Linked DNA regions of Mus musculus: region 2 is linked to region 1. The links are chromatin loops, found by intact Hi-C in ENCODE. Cell type or tissue: heart. All regions are shown on one strand. Each heading gives the region's core, and the rest is flanking DNA. Links, peaks and the distances in the headings are about the cores only.

What was found. Peaks named below come from ENCODE experiments on the same cell type or tissue, not always from the same donor. Only the 100,000 strongest peaks of a DNase experiment are listed, where the experiment ranks them.
Region 2: it touches region 1 in a loop (6-fold over the local background); 7 of 42 quality-filtered maps call a loop at or near these places.

Annotation. Positions count from the first base shown.
Region 1 is chr9:53,532,885-53,541,836 of GRCm38, reverse strand. It overlaps Atm (ataxia telangiectasia mutated), which reads left to right and starts at 5,166. Exons shown (of 63, transcript NM_007499.3): 1 at 5,166-5,274; 2 at 7,871-7,972; 3 at 8,065-8,177. The coding sequence starts at 7,901. Npat (nuclear protein in the AT region) reads right to left here and starts at 4,790. Exons shown (of 18, transcript NM_001081152.1): 1 at 4,649-4,790. The coding sequence starts at 4,685. In heart, for the core only: a CTCF peak has its summit at 4,942; a DNase peak (open chromatin) is centred at 4,966; H3K4me3 peaks cover 3,350 bases; H3K27ac peaks cover 2,567 bases.
Region 2 is chr9:53,244,268-53,253,219 of GRCm38, reverse strand. It overlaps Ddx10 (DEAD box helicase 10), which reads left to right and starts at 5,108. Exons shown (of 18, transcript NM_029936.2): 1 at 5,108-5,402. The coding sequence starts at 5,217. In heart, for the core only: no CTCF peak of the experiment used is centred there; a DNase peak (open chromatin) is centred at 5,029; H3K4me3 peaks cover 1,903 bases; H3K27ac peaks cover 1,131 bases.

The DNA.
Region 1 (8,952 bases), core at 453-8,452:
CCACGACCTATGAAAAATATGATCAATTGTGCTAGCATGCCTTGGGAAAAGAATATCAGATATGATAGTTCATGATACATTGTAAATCAGTACAAGCTTGCATAGTGTATTTGAGAAAAGGCTCTGGAAAACAGTGCATCACTGCTACTTGTTATAGAAATGCATAGCCATCTAGAAATACCTGAGACATTATGTTCTACTCTCAAATATGCTTTGGTAAAATTTGAGCTTTAATTTTTTGGTTAAATTTGGTAAGTTCTGCTTTACTTTGTCTTAAGAGCTCAAAAACAACGTAGAAATTACCTGAAAATGTTCAATGATGCCATGGTTTATATGATTAACTGGTTATGTGCTACAAAAATGCCTACCCACCATCATTAACCATCTGATCATAACCAACTAATCACATGACAGATAAAATCTAAACTATACGAAGGGTCTTCATAAATTGGGGAAACATTCTAAGAGCTTGGCCTTTTTAGGAAAAGACAAAAAGGAGTCCAAAGAAAGCAAGAACCAAAGCTCTGTTTGTGTAAATATCTCCTTCATGTACTGATTCCCCAGCAATACTGATGGTTTAATATCCCTGAAAGAATATAATTTCTTAATAAGAAATAAGGTCTTACTAAGAGAAGTAACAATGTCTTGTAGTACTAGATCTACAAATATAAAATGTATGGCTTCAATCCACAAATTATAATTTACAAGGAGTTAGAAGAAATTATCTTAGGAAAGGCTAAAAGTACTGAGAAAGTAGGAGTGGCTTAGTTTATGGGAAGATACAGACTTAAGAATTTACTACAAATAAATAAATAAATAAATAAATAAAAACGGGGCTGGGGATTTAGCTCAGTGGTAGAGTGCTTGCCTAGCAAGTGCAAGGCCCTCGGTTGGTCCTCAGCTCTGGAGAAAAAAAAAAATACTACCAAGAATGGAAAATGACTGTTCAAGGGGGTGATATGCTCCAAAGTATTGATGGCATATATGTAGAAATTTGTTTGGGGACCATGCCTAGTATGAGCGCTGCATAAAAGAATAGTTAATAAGCTTCAAATGAAAAGACAAAATGGTTAAGAACCAGAAAACTGGACTGGAGAGATGGCTCATCAGTCAAGAGTGTATATTACTCTTCCACGGACCCGAGTATGATTCCTGGCACCCACTCAAGGTGGTTCACAACTGCCTGCAAATCCAGCTCCAAGAAATCTAATATCTCTGGGCTCCACAAAACCAAAATGTGGTGTGCATTCATGCACACACATACACACAGAGATTTAAAAATAAAGTAACACAAACATGAAACACTTCAAGTGTCAGCAGTGAGTGTAGGTATTATTCAAGATGTAGAATGATTACAATTGCATCCTGGTAAATGTTTATTATATCATTGTCTTCAATATAAAAGAAAATAAAACCAATGGCTCCCGATCTCTTAAGAATATGCCAGTATTAGTTCTTTTTGCCCTTAAACCAGTTCTTTATTTTCTAGGACTCTATTTTGGAAGCTAGACTTCAAGCAGGCAGTTACCCGGTTCACCTATCACGGCTTCCGGCTACGGTTCTAAAAGGGGAAGGGCTTGTATCAGACTGGAATTCAGAAGGAAGAAGCCTTATTCCCTGATTGTCTCACGAATCTTTGCTCTGACTACAGACAGTCCCTTAGGAGACAAGACTTCAGTTTCATCTTCCACATAGTTGTCTCTGGGATGCTGTATAACGCCCTGTCTCCAGGATTAGCATGGCTTCCTGCTGTGCTGAGTTCCTTCATCCCATAAGCTAAGAAGCTTTGGCACCACCTGTGTAACCAAGTCCTTCATTAAATCCTATCACATTAAACATAGGACTTAGTTTCTGTTTTCTGAATGGACACCAACTCATACAGAAACTAACCTAGTTATGAAATTGAAAAAAAATCTGAACCCTTCAATCGTAAAAGTGCTCCTTTTATACATAGAACTTAACATTTTTGAAGTTCCTAAGAACTCTGAAACTTGAATCCAAAAATTCTTGTTTGAATAGAGAATACTGATTAAGAAAGTTTCAGTTTAGTAAGAAGAAAGAAAATTTAGAGGTAGACAGTAGTAACTAATACTACAGAACCATAAACTTAAAAATAGCTGTAATTATCAATTTTGTTATGTGTACCTCACCAAGAAAATCTCTTATCCACCAACAAAGTTACTTTAATAGGACAGTGGCTACTGAAAGAACTTTCTGATATCACATTTAACTTGAACCTTTAATACAAGGAACACAGGGGGAAAGGAATATACTATTTCAAAAAATGTAAGTACTTTAGTATACTGTAGCCTAGCGCAAATATTGAAAAGATGAGGCTGGGTAGAAACCAGCTCCACAGAGCACTTCCTATGACATATTAGTAAAAGCCAAACTGATGACCTAGAGGCAGCAAGCAATGTATCTTGGTCTCTACAAGAGTTTGAAAAATTCCATCGAGGCAATAAATAGCTGGCTGAGTAGAGAACACTTAGGTGAATAATTCAGTGCAGTAAGCTGAAGAGTTAGAGGAACGTGAACTAGTAAAGCTACTAAGTAACAGGCGGTTTTACTAGTAATCTCCTGGGTGACACAGGGCACTGGACAATGTGAGAGGGAGTTGAGAAAAATGTTTTGGTATTAAAGGGTAAAAAAAATAAAGAAAGAAAGAAGTGAATGTTAAGTAAAATTACTTTTCCTCTTATGCTTAAAAATCTGGCAGTGTTTGGAACAAGACAACAGAACAACCAACAACAAAGACCATATGCAATCAAGAAAGAGGGGCTAAAGATGGTAAGGGGGTACCACAGAAGGACCCTGAGCAAGCAATAAACCTGTAGATAGAAGTGTGTGTGTGTGTGTGTGTGTGTGTGTGTGTGTGTGTAAAGATAGTACTAAATCACAGAACTGAAAATAGTGGGAGGCTTTTTTTGTATTCCAAGTTCAAAAGAGGTTCAATTTTTAGATGCTTCAGCAATATTTGCAACCCGAGTATACATGAATTGCAAGTAGAGTATGAGGAAAGGCATCACAATTCCAAAACAGAATGGGAGGCATGCTGGAATTCATGGCACTGAAAGCAGAATCTGAACAACAAAGATGATTTTAAGGATGAAAAGCAACAACTTGAGTTTCTAGGCATCAAGAGAATAAGTTACCTTGTTAGTGGGGCAGAAACATAATTATTCCAATTAGAAAGGCCCTGTCATTTCCTTAAGGTTTTCTTAACAAGGCAGGACTTTCTCTTCAGGGGATATGCTGACAGTATATAAAGCCCCTCCCCACCCCCTTTCTTACATGAAGGAATGACATCCTACTTGTATCTAATGAAATCAGGGTTGCTATTAAGCATCCCATAAAATCTGAGGAAAGAAAACATGGAAAAATCCTCATAAAAATTATCCACTTTTCAATGTTCATACTACCAAACTCCAAAAGCCACTTTTGAGGCTATGATCATGGAATTTTATATGGATCACAAGACTGCTAAAAGTCGCAGTTCTTACCTAAACAATACGTATAGGTGGGGAGAAAAAAAATCATGTGAGTCTACTTTTAACCAATTTTGTATGAGCCTAATTTTAAAATTACAAGAAAGCTAAGTTTAAAAATCACAGGTATAAATTTAACTATCCAAGTCTGATGAAGATGAAAACATTCAAAACACTAGTTTTTGTATTTAAGTTTCTCAAAAAATGGACAGTAGAATCGTACAGAGCCTCTTAAATAAGTCCTGCCTAATGTGCAATTTTTATTTTTTGGACAGGGCTGGGCACAAAGCAAATGTTCGTAACGGCTGTGGAAACTATGGAATGAGTCCTCATACTTCGACCACTTTCTTTTAGAGATGTCCCAAATAACGTTTCAAAGTCACTGTCCAGTTTTGAGCCTAAGAGGCTCTTGTTCCCTACAGAACAATCCCTTTTATTCTTTCACAGGACAAACAACGAAAACAGTCTTTTCCAGAGACAGTATCTCCCGACCAACCAGTGGTCTATGAACAAACCCTTTTCGAAAATGGAGGAAAACGAGGGCTAGAACGTGTGCAACCAGAAGTCAGTCGTCGTACCTCCTAAATATTTGCTCAAGAACACGACACGCTGCCGTTCTGAAATATGCAATTGGCGTTTCAAGCCACTATGGTGGGCCAGGGGTGTGGGGCCCTCCCTGTGTCCCAAATTCCCAGTGCTAAGGTCGGGTTATGGGTAAGGGCGTCGGAAAGTCTTTCCACAAGGCTGGGCGGCCGGGGAAGCGGGGGTCCCCCCGCCTTTTCCTTTATCAGTCCCGGCTCTTGACAAGGGAAAGGGTAGGGGACACGCAGCCTCGTCCATCACGCAGGCGACACTCCTTCAGGTGTCCCAGCGGGCCTGGCTGTGCCTCGGAATCCAGGCCCCAGGTGTTCCCCGCCGAGCTTCTTTCTCCCTTCGGCTGCCCCCATCGCGCAGCAGGAGGAGAAGGGACATCCCTACACCGAGGAGCTTCGACTGTCCCAAGGCGCCGAGGGACCGAGCCTCTCCGCTAGTCTGAACTTGGACGGGAGCAGACCACTCCTCAGAGCTTCCCCACCCCGAGCAGCCCTCCCCCTCAGCCCCTGGTCTTTCCGTCCCCTCAGCCCGGGTCCGATCACCCGCCCTCCCAGGCCGCCGCTTACCCAATACCAGCCTGGCTACATCCGAGGGTAACAGCATGATCCGAGCTGCACAGGGAGCGGCCTGAAGGGACGAGACTCAACTCAAAGCAAACACGGCGACAGCCCCGGCGCCGCCGCATCTCCCGGTTCCACTGGAGGTGCTGAACCCGCGGCAATTTGTCCCGCCTCTTTCGTGCCACACTAACCAATCGCTTCCGCGGGAGACAGAAAGGCGCCGAAATGAAACCCGCCTCCGTTCTCCTCGGAACCGTCGTCATTTCCGTCTGCGGAGGGTTGTGGCCAGAGAGGACCTGGTGGCCGGCTGTGGGAGCGTCGGCCCCTGGGCGGAGTTGCGGGAGCGAGGGCAATCGCCATTGGTGCGCACTGCGCAGGCGCGTTTCCTCAGGCCGGGAGACTGTTTTGAGGGGAGCGAGTGTTTTGAGTTGGAGAGCGCGTGATGCCTACGCGCAAGCGCAGTCGTGCGGCGGCGCATGCCGACTTCTTCCTTTGGGGCACCCGTGCCTTACCAACTTGCTGCTTTATAGAGCCGGAAGCGGGAAGGCGTGCGTACAGAACCAGCTGCTAGATCCGTGCACGCGGGAAAAGGCGAAGCGACCTGGGTTTGCATTGGCAGGCAGAATGCAGCGGTAGGAGCGAGGGACGAACGCTCGGGGACTTCTGTGAGGGGAAAATTCTCTTCTGAGCCCATCTTTCCTCAGCTTCCGAATGGCTCTTACCCCTTCTCTGCAGAACGGCCGTCATCTTCTCCCTCTTTCTGCAGACCCTAGATGGAGTGAGCCTAAATCTTCCCTTCTGCACGTCCCTCTTTCCTATCTGTCATCTTAAGGGTTCTGGTCGATCTAGATTTTTTAAATCTCATACTTTAGTCTCAGAGCGTTTATTTATATTTAAGCTACAGGTTTGCACATGTTCGTAGTTAAGAGCACTGGCCCTTGGAAATCACAGTCTCGTATTCTCATTGTCAGTTGTATTGCCTGTGTTGTCTGTAGTAGGTAAGTGGCAGCCACTCTGAGCCTTTGAAAATGTTTAACCTGCGCTCCTTCCCCGGTCCCACCCCCGCCACCTGGCACAGATAAGTAGACAGCTACTTTTTCAAAGCGACAATGTGATAGGAAAAACTGTGTTAGCCGAGGAAGGACTGGTTCTGTGGAAACTGAGCCTGAAAGAATCGACTTTGCTGCTAGATCTTGCCGGGTGTAAATTCTTCTGCAAGATGGTAGCGAAGCTTTCAGACAGAAGGAAGTGCATGGAAAGGCACAAAGTGTAACGAGCTCTTGTTATTGAGTGATACAGATTTTGCAAGTTTCCAGTGTATTGAAGCCAGAGGAAGGGATGAGAGCAAGAAGAGGAGGAAAAAAACAGTCATCAAATAGATTTATAAAGCGATCGTAAGAGAAGACAGTAACAGGATGACAGTTATACTGAATATTTGCTGTGTGTGTGTGTGTGTGTGAGAGAGAGAGAGAGAGAGAGAGAAAGAGAGAGAGAGAGAGAGAGAAAGAGTGAGATAGTAAGAGAGAGAAAGAGAAAGTAGGTGTGTGGTGGGGGAGAGGGAAACAGAAACGGAAACGAACTCCTTAAAGTAGATACTGGTATCATTTTCTCATCTAGCATCCAGAAAACAGGTGCCAGTTTAACCAACATGTTGCAGGTTGGATAACTGTTAATTGAATGGACCTGGATCCGAACAATACAGCCTGACCATAGAACCCACCCTTTTGCAACCCAGGCTAGCCCCTAACTCACAATTGTGCTGCCTGAGCCTCCCCTAGGCCTGCAATACCTGACTGAGCCCCAGTGCTTTTTACCACTAGCCAAGACTAACATGCCACAGGTGGGGTTATTTCTGGGAAGGGGAGATGTAATTATTGTCAAAATGCATCAACTTGACTGAACCCTCAAAAGGAAGATTTGATTTGTCTGTTCAGGGGCTGTTGCTTAGGAAGCTTTTTTAGTTGAATGTTGGGAGCTGAACTATGTTACTTGTTTTAATGTCTCAGCATTTGTTCACTTGATAGCTCTCTTCATCTAGTTGGATAGCTTTGGTTCTGCCACCCACCACTATTTGGTTGGTTGGTTTGTTTGTTTTTGAGTCAGGGTTTCTCTGTTGCCCTGGCTGTCCTGGAACTCTTTCTGTAGACCAGGCTAGCCTTGAATTCAACAGATCTACCTGCCTCTCTCTCTTTCCTTCCCTCCCCCTCCTCCCTCCCTCCCCTACTCCCTCTCCCTCCCTCCCTTCCTCTCCCTCTCCTCTCCCTCACTGCCCCCCCCTTTCTGCCTCTTTCTGCCATTCAGTTCATTCAGATCTTGCATTTACTTAATTCATAACAATTTAATCTAAATGATAAACTGTTGTAATTTGGGGGGGGGTATGAGCTTCTTTAGCTCAGTGTGGCATTGATCTCACTGAGGGTGACCTTAAACTTCTATCCTCCTTTCTTTACCTTCCCACTGGTATTGGGATTACACTAATGTGCTGTGGCACTCTCTGTTCTCTTCTTTTGTTTTCTACTGTATTTTGATTTCCTTTGAGGCATAAGTTGCAACTTGGAACTATGGATTAATACTTGTATCATCACCATTGTCACCAGATGTCTCCAAGAGGGTAGGCTGTGTATCAGTATGGTTCAGTTATTTTCTAGCTGTCCATAGCATGCCTAACCTGATACACTGTACATGTGAAACAAATATTGTTTGCTGTTATCAATGAATGTTTTCCTTTTTTTTTTTTTTTGTTTTTTGAGACAGGGTTTCTCTGTGAAGCCCTGGCTGCCTTGGAACTCACTTTGTAGACCAAGCTGGCCTCGAACTCAGAAATCCGCCTGCCTCTGCCTCCCAAGTGCTGGGATTAAAGGCGTGTGCCACCACGCCCAGCGAATGTTTTCCTTTTATAGAGATAATACTGAACTGTTTCATTTTATTCAAAATAATAGATTACCATGCTAGGCAAAGCACACATTTGAGAATTAGAGCCTAATTTTGATATACTTTAAGAAAATGTCCTATAGAAATGTTAAGAAAAATTATTGTGCCTTTGATCACAGTGTGCCTCTGCATGTATAGTTAGGTTTAAATGTGTAGTTAATGTCTAAAATAGTTACGTACAGGTCTAAAGTACAGCTTACTGGCACATCACATGTTTAGTATGCTTAAAGCACCAAGCCAGTCCTTAGCAAAAAAAAAAAAAAAAAATCAATGAAATTTGTATATTTCTTTTTACAGGTGAGGATGCATGTTCTGAAATCTTAAACCATGAGTCTAGCACTCAATGATCTGCTCATTTGCTGCCGGCAGTTAGAGCATGACAGAGCTACAGAAAGAAGGGTAATATAGTATTTGAAGTTGTTTTTCTTGAAGCAAATGTGTGATAGGTAACATAGTATGTTATTATTATTATTATGTTTTTTTATTTTCAGAAAGAAGTGGATAAATTTAAGCGCCTGATTCAGGATCCTGAAACAGTTCAACATTTAGATAGGCATTCTGATTCCAAACAAGGAAAATATCTGAATTGGGATGCTGTTTTCAGGTATCCTCTTTGAACTTGTGTTTCTTTTTCTGTTTTGTGATGCCATTTTACTCTTTAATTTTGTTTGCTGTATATCATTATGTGTTACATAGGAAGTTGACCCTTAGTGGTTATCTGAAAGTTTTAAAAACATACATAACACTGGAAGGTTTATGTCATTTCTTTGATAGAATATTTTAGATGTATATCCTGTAACAACAAGAAAGATGCATCAGGGTGCTGGCGAGATGGCTCGGAGGGTAAGAGCACTGACTGCTCTTCCTAAGGTCCTGGCTCACAACTACCTGTAATGAGATCTGACACCCTCTTCTGGCATGTCTGAAGACAGCTACAGTGTACTTATGTATAAAATAAATAAATCTATGGGCCGGAGCTAGCAGGGATGAGCTAGTGGGGCCGACCAGAGTGAGCAGAGGTTCTAAAAATTCAATTCCCAACAACCTCATGAAGGCTCACAACCATCTGTTCAGTTATAGTGTACCCATATACATAAAGTAAATAAATAATAACTAAATTGTTTTAAGAAAACAAGAGGCATCATAGGATTCCTGTCATACTGCTTTCTTGAGGCTGAGGCAGGAGGCCAGGCCAGTCTGGCTTTCATAGTGAGTTCTTGTCCTATCTGGTCTATATAGGGAAACTCTGTCTCAAATAGAGCAAAAACAACATGAGGATTCTGTTCATTTTTACTATAAGAATCTGTTTCAAATTTGTTTTAAACATAAGTTACAGTAGCTGGGCGATGGTAGCACTCTGGAGATGAGGTGGGCAAATC
Region 2 (8,952 bases), core at 439-8,438, 290 kb after region 1:
TGGAGATACCTTTGCTAAGAATATCAATATTATTTATAGATCATATGAATTAAAATCATGTGGATCATATGGATATGTCTTTTCATATGTTAATATTCCAGAGGCTTGTCAATGTTAGTGACAGTAAACATGAACTGATATGAATTATTTTCTTAATTATAATTGGATTCACGATTAGGATCTGTTTGAATTTCTTTTAGACAATCTGTTCACTAAACACATAATCCCCTAGACACAACTAAATGGGAAGAGGAAATAGGATGCATGCATTGATTTTCCCTGAGTGCCTCTGGCTTTCTCTGAGCTCATGGAAAGGTCTTACTGTGCAGGTTCCTTTAAAAAACACTTTTCCTTAATACAAAAAAATTTAATTCAACAAAAGTTGCTGGACTACCTGGACTACATCCTGTAAACCAAGCTAATCAATCCCCTTTAAAATATATATGCATATACGTTTATTCTATCAGTTCCGCTCTTTTCCAGAATCTTGATTAATATAATAAGTTCTAATAGATGTTTTTCTTTTTCTTTTCTTTTAAAATTTTGTTTGTTTCCAAATGGGGTTTTTCTGTGTAGTTCTGCCTGTCTTGGAACTAGCTTTGTAGACCAAGCTGGCCTCAAACTCAGATATCCTCCTGCCTTTGCCTCCTGAGTGCTGGGATTAAAGGCATGTGATATTACCACCCAGCTTAAAAGATATTTTTCAAAGTGAATATATGGAGTTCTGAGAAGAAAAGGGTTTTATTTAGAGAGTGGTTAAACTTTTAACATCATTACCATTTGTTAAACATTATGTATTGCTTAATTATCTTAAATAAGTATTATTAGACTTGTGGATTTCTTTCTTTCTTTCTTTTTTTATGTTTTAGAGCTTTATTGTAGAAAGGCAGGGGGAAAGGGATAAGGTAGAAAGAGGGAGAGAGGCCGGCCATAGCCACGTGGAGAGAGGGGAAAGAGAGAGAGGGAAGGAGGGCTAAAGAGTAAGAAAGGTGAGAGCTTAAAGAGCAGATTGTGGATTTCTAAAACCCAACTCAAGTCAGGTGTCATAAGACAGGTAGGAGATACAGGCAGGAGGATGAAGAGTTCAAAGCCAGCCTGGATTACTTGAGAACCTGTTTCAAGAAACAAAGTCCAAACAAACAACATGTAATGCCTTCTTCTCCATAGGGGACACACTGTACATCCTTAGGAACGTCCAAAGCCATGGGTAATTCCAAACTGTGTAGACATCACCAGGTACGTGGGCCACAAGTCTGCCTTCAGAGTTTCCTTGTATTAAAAAAAAATCAAGAGATAGAAATTGATAAAGTGAAATAGATTTCTTTGCAGTTTGGTTCAACCAAGGAGACACAGGCTTCTAGCTTCTCTCTCTTTTCCTATGACAGTGTTATAATTTTACAGAACAAAAATGAAATAAGGAGAAAATTTGTGTTCTTGTCCTCTGTCTGTGAGGTAAGCTGTCAGGGCTCAGCTGCTTGAGATTGGTCCTCCTTTGGCCTCTCTCTCAGCACGTGAGAGCCACCAAGTTTTATGATCCATGCTACACTACTTCATATATAGCATGCTTACCCTATACACTCAGACCTCTGATTCAGTGTAACACATAGATTAGACACAGTAATTACTAATCAAACAGAACAGTTATAACAATGTACTGAAATAAAGTTCCATGGTTCTACTATATGGGAGAATCAAGACAAATATTAATTATTTTTGGACTGCAGTTGACTGTTGGTTAAAAAAAATCACAGAAAACAAAATGATGGGTGGAGGGGGCCCTTGTATTTATGTGAACATAGATGTTATTCTGCAGATTTTTTTTGAGGGGTGGACTAAGATTCTTAAACCTGATACCTTAGTTTTTCCTATATGTTTTTTCAAGTGTTTTCTTGTTTTGCTTTTTGAGACAAGGTCTTGAATAGCTTTAGCTGATCTTGCCCTTGGCATGTATCCAAGGATAATCTTAAAGTCCCAACGGCCCCTACCTATATCGTCTGAGTTCTGGGATTACAGGTGTGCACTGTGATGTCTAATGTTTATTAGACATCTTGTGATGTCTAATGTTATTCAATGTTGGGGACTGGACTCAGGATCTTGTGTATGATAAGCAAGCACTCTGAATTGCATCTCCAGCCAGTTTTTTTTTTTTAATATTTTAAATAAGGAATCAGAGACTGGTAAAGGAAAAACCAGGCAGAAGAAGATCCAGGATCTGTTTACCTTCCCTGGAACAATGTTATAGAAAAACAAACAAACAAACAAACAGTCAGGAAATATGCAGCTGTCTATTTAACTGTGAGGTAAGTGTCAGAACTCTGAAATCTTTTAAAAAGAGATTTATTTATTTATTTATTTATTTATAAGTGCATGTGACCTACTGATTCTATTTAGTATTGCTCATCTGTGCATGTGTTTGGGGCCGACCACTTGGGATTGGATGACCTATTCAGGGGCTTGTTCCTAAAGAAAACTGATTCTCCTCTCTTTCTCAGCAGCTATTCATTTCCTGTAGCTCTGCCTCTAGTGGCAGGGACTTGTGGAATTTCCCCATCTATGGTGGCATGTCTACTGGTGTTGTCATTATGCAGGGGTTTTTCAACCAACAACATTATTGAGATTTCATAGATCCAATTTCCCTTCCATGTCTAGAAATCATGATCCTGAAGTCCATGTCCTGATCTGGTGGCTTGTACAGTCTTTCTTCTTCCTTGTTTACTTCTTGTTTTTGTTTGTTTGTTTTTTGTTTTTCTGCAATACTGTTCCAGGAAAGGTAAATAAAAATTAGGATTTTCTCCTCCATGGTTTTTCTTTTACAGTTTCTGATTGCTTATTCAAAATATAGGGAAATTGACTGGAGATGCAGCTCAGCCTATAGGGTGCTTGTCCAGCATACCCAAGATCCTGGGTCTAGTCCCCAACACTGAAGAGAGGGTAGAATCCATCTCTTGCCTTAGTCATTGTTGATGCCCTTATCTAACTTGTCTTGTAATTTTCCCCGAGCTTTATATGTGAAGTTGCATTGTAGATGTATCAACAGGGGAAAGCCCTCCCCCTTTAAAAGCAAACAAATAAACAGGCAAAAAGCTGGATAATGGCAGTTCACCCTTGGATGTCTTCTGTTGGGCAGCTCTGGCTTACCATCTTTACTCTGTTCTCAGGACCTCTGCCTCCTTATCAGGATTTAATGAACTGTTCTACTTTTGAACTCACTTGTCCACTGTTTCTGTCTGACTGGGTTTCATTGGTAGGATCTGTGGGATAAGAACTCGATGTTGGTCTCTGATTTTGAGAGCTCCAACATTTGTTGATTTTTCTGGCACCTTTGCATCAATACCAAGTCCTCCTGAGTTTATTGGCTAGACAGTTATAGCCCTCAAAGAGAATATCCCAGTCACACTACAGGGGAGGGGTTCCTGAGGAGCTGAGAGATACATTTTTTTTTTTCATCAGTGGTGGAGCTGCCTAACATTGCTCATACTTTAAAAAGAAATCTCAATGGTCTGGATAATTATACTCATTGGTTCTCTAAGGGGTAGAATCCATTCCTTGCTTTAGTCATTGTTGGTGCCCTATTTCACTTGCCCTTGGAAAAGTTCACAAGACACATGGTGTTTGTGTGTGTGTGTGTGTGTGTGCATGTGTGAGTGCATTTAAAAAGTATAGTGATAGCAGGGTTTGGTGGCACACACCTTTAATCCCAGCACTTGGGAGGCACTTGGGAGGCAGAGGGATTTCTTAGTTCGAGGCCAGCCTGGTCTACAAAGTGAGTTCCAGGACAGCTATACAGAGAAACCCTGTCTCGAAAAACAAAACAAAACAAAACAAAAAAAGTGTAGTGATGGAAAATATGAAAAAAAATCTTGGTTTAACTTATAGCTATAGTCATAGTCGTGGAAATAAACATTTACTTAACTTAAAAATCATTATAGCTGGGCAGTGGTGGCACACGCCTTTAATCCCAGCACTTGGGAGGCAGAGGTAGGTGGATTTCTGAGTTCGAGGCCAGCCTGGTCTACAGAGTGAGTTCCAGAACAGCCAGTGCTACACAGAGAAACCCTGTCTTGAAAAAAAAAATCACTATAAAATATACAATGTGAATATTCAGTTAAGGCCACCCAGTTGTTAAAACTGAGAGTAAATGTGATGGTTTGAATAAGAATGATTTCCATAGGCTCATATATTTGGAGTCACAGTTTCAAAACTTTGGAGTTTCAAAAGTCCATGCCAGGCACAGTGTCGCTGTTCATGCGTGCGTACGTGCGTGTGCGTGCGCACGCAGGTGTGTGTGTGTGTGTCTGTGTGTCTGTGTCCTGCCTATGGATCAGGATGCAGCTCTTAGGTACTGCTCCAGTGCCCACCTGGATGCTGGCATGCCTTCCCTGTCATGATGATAATGGACTAAACCTGTGAAACTGTAAGCCAGCCCAGTTAAATGATGCTTCTTTCTATAAAAGTTGCCTTGGTCATGGTGTCTCTTCACAGTAATAGTTCAGTGACTAACACAGTAATCATCTCAGGGTTTGGTTTTTGTTTTGTTTTGTTTTGTTTGTTTTTGACACTTTGTAAGATAAATGGTGATTGATGTTTAGGATGCTCTCCAGAGGCATCTTTACGATGTCTATGTGTAAGTGTATTTTTCTGTATTATGTAACTTTTTGTTAATTGAAAAGTTTGCTTTAAAGCATTTTGAGTCAACACGGTGGCATTTAACTGAAATTAGAGTATTCAGGAGGCAGGTGAATTCTTATAAATTTGAGGCCAGTCTGATCTACAAAGTAACTACGACCTACATACTCTATAACGTATAGCAGTGTACTCGCGAATGTTGGGCACACTTGAATCCAGAGTAAATGAAAAGCAGTACTTTACGCTGAGTATGACTTCACCATACTAGCAATAAGCAGTGTACTTGCGCTGTTTCCGGAAGCCCCAAGCACTCTCGGAAGCAGTGGAGCACGCCCAGTTCCTCCGTGCACGCTTTCCCCTGGCGTCTTAAGATCGCCCCGCCCAGCGGAAGCCAAATCACCAATCATCGTCCGCGCATTGCCTGTCGTCATTAATGTGTGCCCACTCTCCCCAGCTTGGGGGCGGGTTCCCGGACTTGCGCGTGCGCCCCTGCGCCTTCTCCACACGCTGGTTTCGCGTCTTCCGTGCTGTGCCTTGAGGAGCGAGGAGGCTCCCGTGTAGCGGCGTCGTGGGTCCTGGCAGCCCCCGCCATGGGCAAAACGGTTGCTTCTCTGGGTCAGGGAACCCGACCCGACCCGGTGCGGAGCTTTAATCGCTGGAAGAAAAAACACAGCCACAGGCAGCACCAAAAGAAGGAGCGGAGGAAGCAGCTAAAGAAGCCGGAATGGCAGGTCGAGCGCGAGGGGATCAGCCGCCTCATGCAAAACTACGAGAAGGTGAGGTGGGCTCGGGGCACGTTCGGCGGGGCTCTGGGGAGCGAGGGTGGGTGCAGCCCGGAGGTGTTGCCGCTGTGGTGGACTTAGGGTCAGGGTGGTGTGGGAAAGGGGCGGACCCGGCCAACGGGGCCTCACTAGTGGTCTGTTGGGTGTCGCTACCCAGGTCTGACTCTTCTACTTTCCGCAGTGCTGGGAAAAGTGATAGAAATGCGGTGACACTCCGGGTAGGGACATGTGGTGCAGCAGTGGTGACAGAACAGAGAGGCAATAGTGACCGCTGTGGAAAGAACCTAGCGGATGGAGTGAGAGCCTTCAGTAGAGTGCTAGCCCAACACGCAGGAAGTCCTGGGTTCAATCCCCAGCTCCACATAAACCGGGCACATATTGAGCACTAAGGAGGTGGAGGCAGGGGGATCAGAGGTGCAAAGTCATCCAAGGCTTTATAGCAAGTTCGAGGTCAGTCAGTGATACGTGAAACTTGGTCTCAAAAATGAAATAAATAAGCTAAAATCTGGAGTGATGTAAGAAAACGCTGTTGTTCGTGGGAAATGTTTAAAATAATAGAAATATCTTTAAGTACTCTCCATGTTTTATATTCTTTGCCCCTATCTTGAGGTGTGGATGGATCCTAGTAGTCCATTTAACGGATAAGAACTGTAGAGTTTGGAGAGGATAAGAAACTGGCCCTAATTTCCCACATCTAGTAGTGTGGAATTGGAACCTAGACCTGTGTCTGTTTCCACAGCTCTCGATCTTTAAGTTGGGAATTGGCTCTGTCCCTTAGCATCATCTTTTGTTCTTTGTCTCATTGTCTTCATGGTTTTCACCAAGAATCAGTGGAAAGACAATGGAATGTGTTTGCCTCTTCCTGACATCAGCATCTTGTAGCCAGTGTTCCTAGATGAGTAGTCTCATAGTTAACACTTAGACAAGCTGGCGTGTTTTCCTGCCCTAGGTGTCTGCCCCTTAGGAATGTTACTTCTATCCATCCTCTTAAAACCCATATTTTCCAGCATTCATCTACCTTTCTCACCTTTCCAGTGAATGCCACCTTTCTAGTTTGGGATTTAATAGGTAGAATCATCCTGGAATTAAAAGTCATTACTTGCTATCTTGTAGCTTAAACAGCAACAGCAACAGCGACAACTAGATAAACTGTTCAGAGTTGGCAACATTTAAGAATTAGTTGGGGTTTTGACTTCAGATAATTTGATTCGGATTTGGCTCACCAGCTATATGACTTTGGTTACTTTTCTTACACTATTCACACCCTCCCCCCTTATTTTAAAAGGCTTAGTAGTAGTACCTGCCTCATAAGTTGTGAGGAATTAAGATAAAGTGTGGAAAACATTATTCACAATGCCTGTCATATAGAAAAAAGACAAATTAAAAAAGAGGCTATTATTAACAAATTGCTTTTGGATTTTGTTTTGAACTGTGACTAGAATTGCTTGGAGAATGTAGCCTTAGCCTGTGCTTGGTTTACTTCCGTGGAGCTGTGACTCCTTGTTTTGTTCTACCCAGAACTTTTCTGAGTTCATATCCTTATTTCTGCCTATGCTGAATGTCTTAGTTAGGGTTTTACTGCTGTGAATGAACACCATGACCAAGGCAACTCTTATAAGGACAACATTTAATTGGGCCTGGCTTACAGGTTCAGAGGTTCAGTCCATTATCATCAAAATGGGAACATGCAGCATCCAGGCAGGCATGGTGCAGGCAAGCTGAGAGTTCTACATCTTCATCTGTAGGCTGCTGGCTGAATACTGGCTTCCAGGCAGCTAGAATGAGGGTCTGAAAGCCCATACTCACAGTGACACACCTACTCCAATAGGGCCACTCCTTTTAATAGTGCTACTCCCTGTGCCAAGCTTATACAAAGCATCACATTCTACTCCCTGGCCTCCATCGGCTTGTTAAAACGTATGAGTCTATGAGTACTTGGTCGTAGCATAATAAAGAAGTACATTTGGTCCCATTTCCAAAGTCCCCATAGTTTATAGCAGTGTCAACAATTTAGTCCAAGTTCAAGGTCTATTCTGAGATTCATCCAATCACTTAACTCTAATCCCCAAAGAAAGACAGGAAACCAGCTGGGCAAACTCCAAACTCTGCATCTCATGTCTGATGTTAAAGTGGTCTTTAGATCTCAACTCATTTTCATTTATATTGATTGCAGTAAAGTTCTTTCTCCTGGGCTGGTTCCACTCTCTGTTAGCAACTTTCCTCTGCAGATATCCCACGGCTCTGGCATTTTTAACATCTTTGGGTCTCCAAGGCAACTTCAACATCACAGCTTCTTGTTTCAGTGTCTGGGATCTATACATGATGTTCTGGACTCCTCCAAAGGGCTTGGGTTACATCTCCAGCTCATAGCATTCTAGGCTCTGGTTGACTCCATTCCATTGCTGCTTCTGTTCATGGTGACCATCCCATGGTACTGGCATCTCCAATACACAGGGGTCTTCTGCTGCAACTAGACTTCACCAATAGCCTTTCATAGGCTTTTTCCATGGTGCCAAGTCTCAACTTTGCATGACCCCTTCAGTCCTCAGCTGTCAATTTCAGCTGAGGCTGCACCTTCACCAGTCGCTTTCCATGGCCTCTCACAGTGCCAACCTTCAGTTGCTCTCCATGATCCTTTTATACTTTCAAAATTGATACCCCTGGGTGATTCTTACACATTACCAAGTACAGCTGTAGCATGAGGGACAACTTTGACTATCTCTGAGAACATAGCTTCTTTGTGTTCTCAGAAAACATTTCCCAGATTTCACTTCAGTGATGCTGGTCTCTTCTTAATCACTGTTAATTTCTTAGGTCCAGCTAACTAACATTAGTTATCCCATTAGTCTCCTTCTCATCTTGACTATAAAGCCAGAGCCAAATGAGTGAAGCTGCTGAATTCTGTTTCCTGGGGCTTCAACATGGCTCCCTTGTTCTATTATAGTATCACCAACTTTCTGTTTTCAATGAATTTATTCTCTGCCTAATCTTGGTTATGCTAGAATTTGCTCTGTAGACTGACTTTGAATTCAGAGATCTGCATGCCTATTTCTTAAGTGCTGGGTTAAAGATGTCCACTACTTACGCATTTAAGTTTTTCTCTACTTGGAACTTGTTCTGTACCAGGATGGTCTTGAACTCAGAGATCTGCTTGCCTTTGCCTTCTGGGATTAAAGGTTTGTATTACCATGCCTAGACCTGAATTTAGCAGGGTGCAATCTTGTCCCAAGGTTACCATTCCCTTAATTCATTTTAATATCCCTGAATACAAGATTCAGTTCCATTTCACTTCCTGGTGCCCCTTTAATACTCAAATGATATATTTTATATTTTTGTTTTCTAAGCTTGGTATGCTTGTTCAAAATGCTCTTAATGAGATCTAACCAGAGAACAAAGTCTCTGCTGGGCTTTTTTGAGTCTTCCTTTGTCAATGCAATTACTATAAATCTTCTTTACCTTAACCTCATGTAGGCTTTTCAGATAAGGGCAAAAATCAGCCACATTCTTCACCAAAATACCACAAAAACAGTCTCTAGGACACATA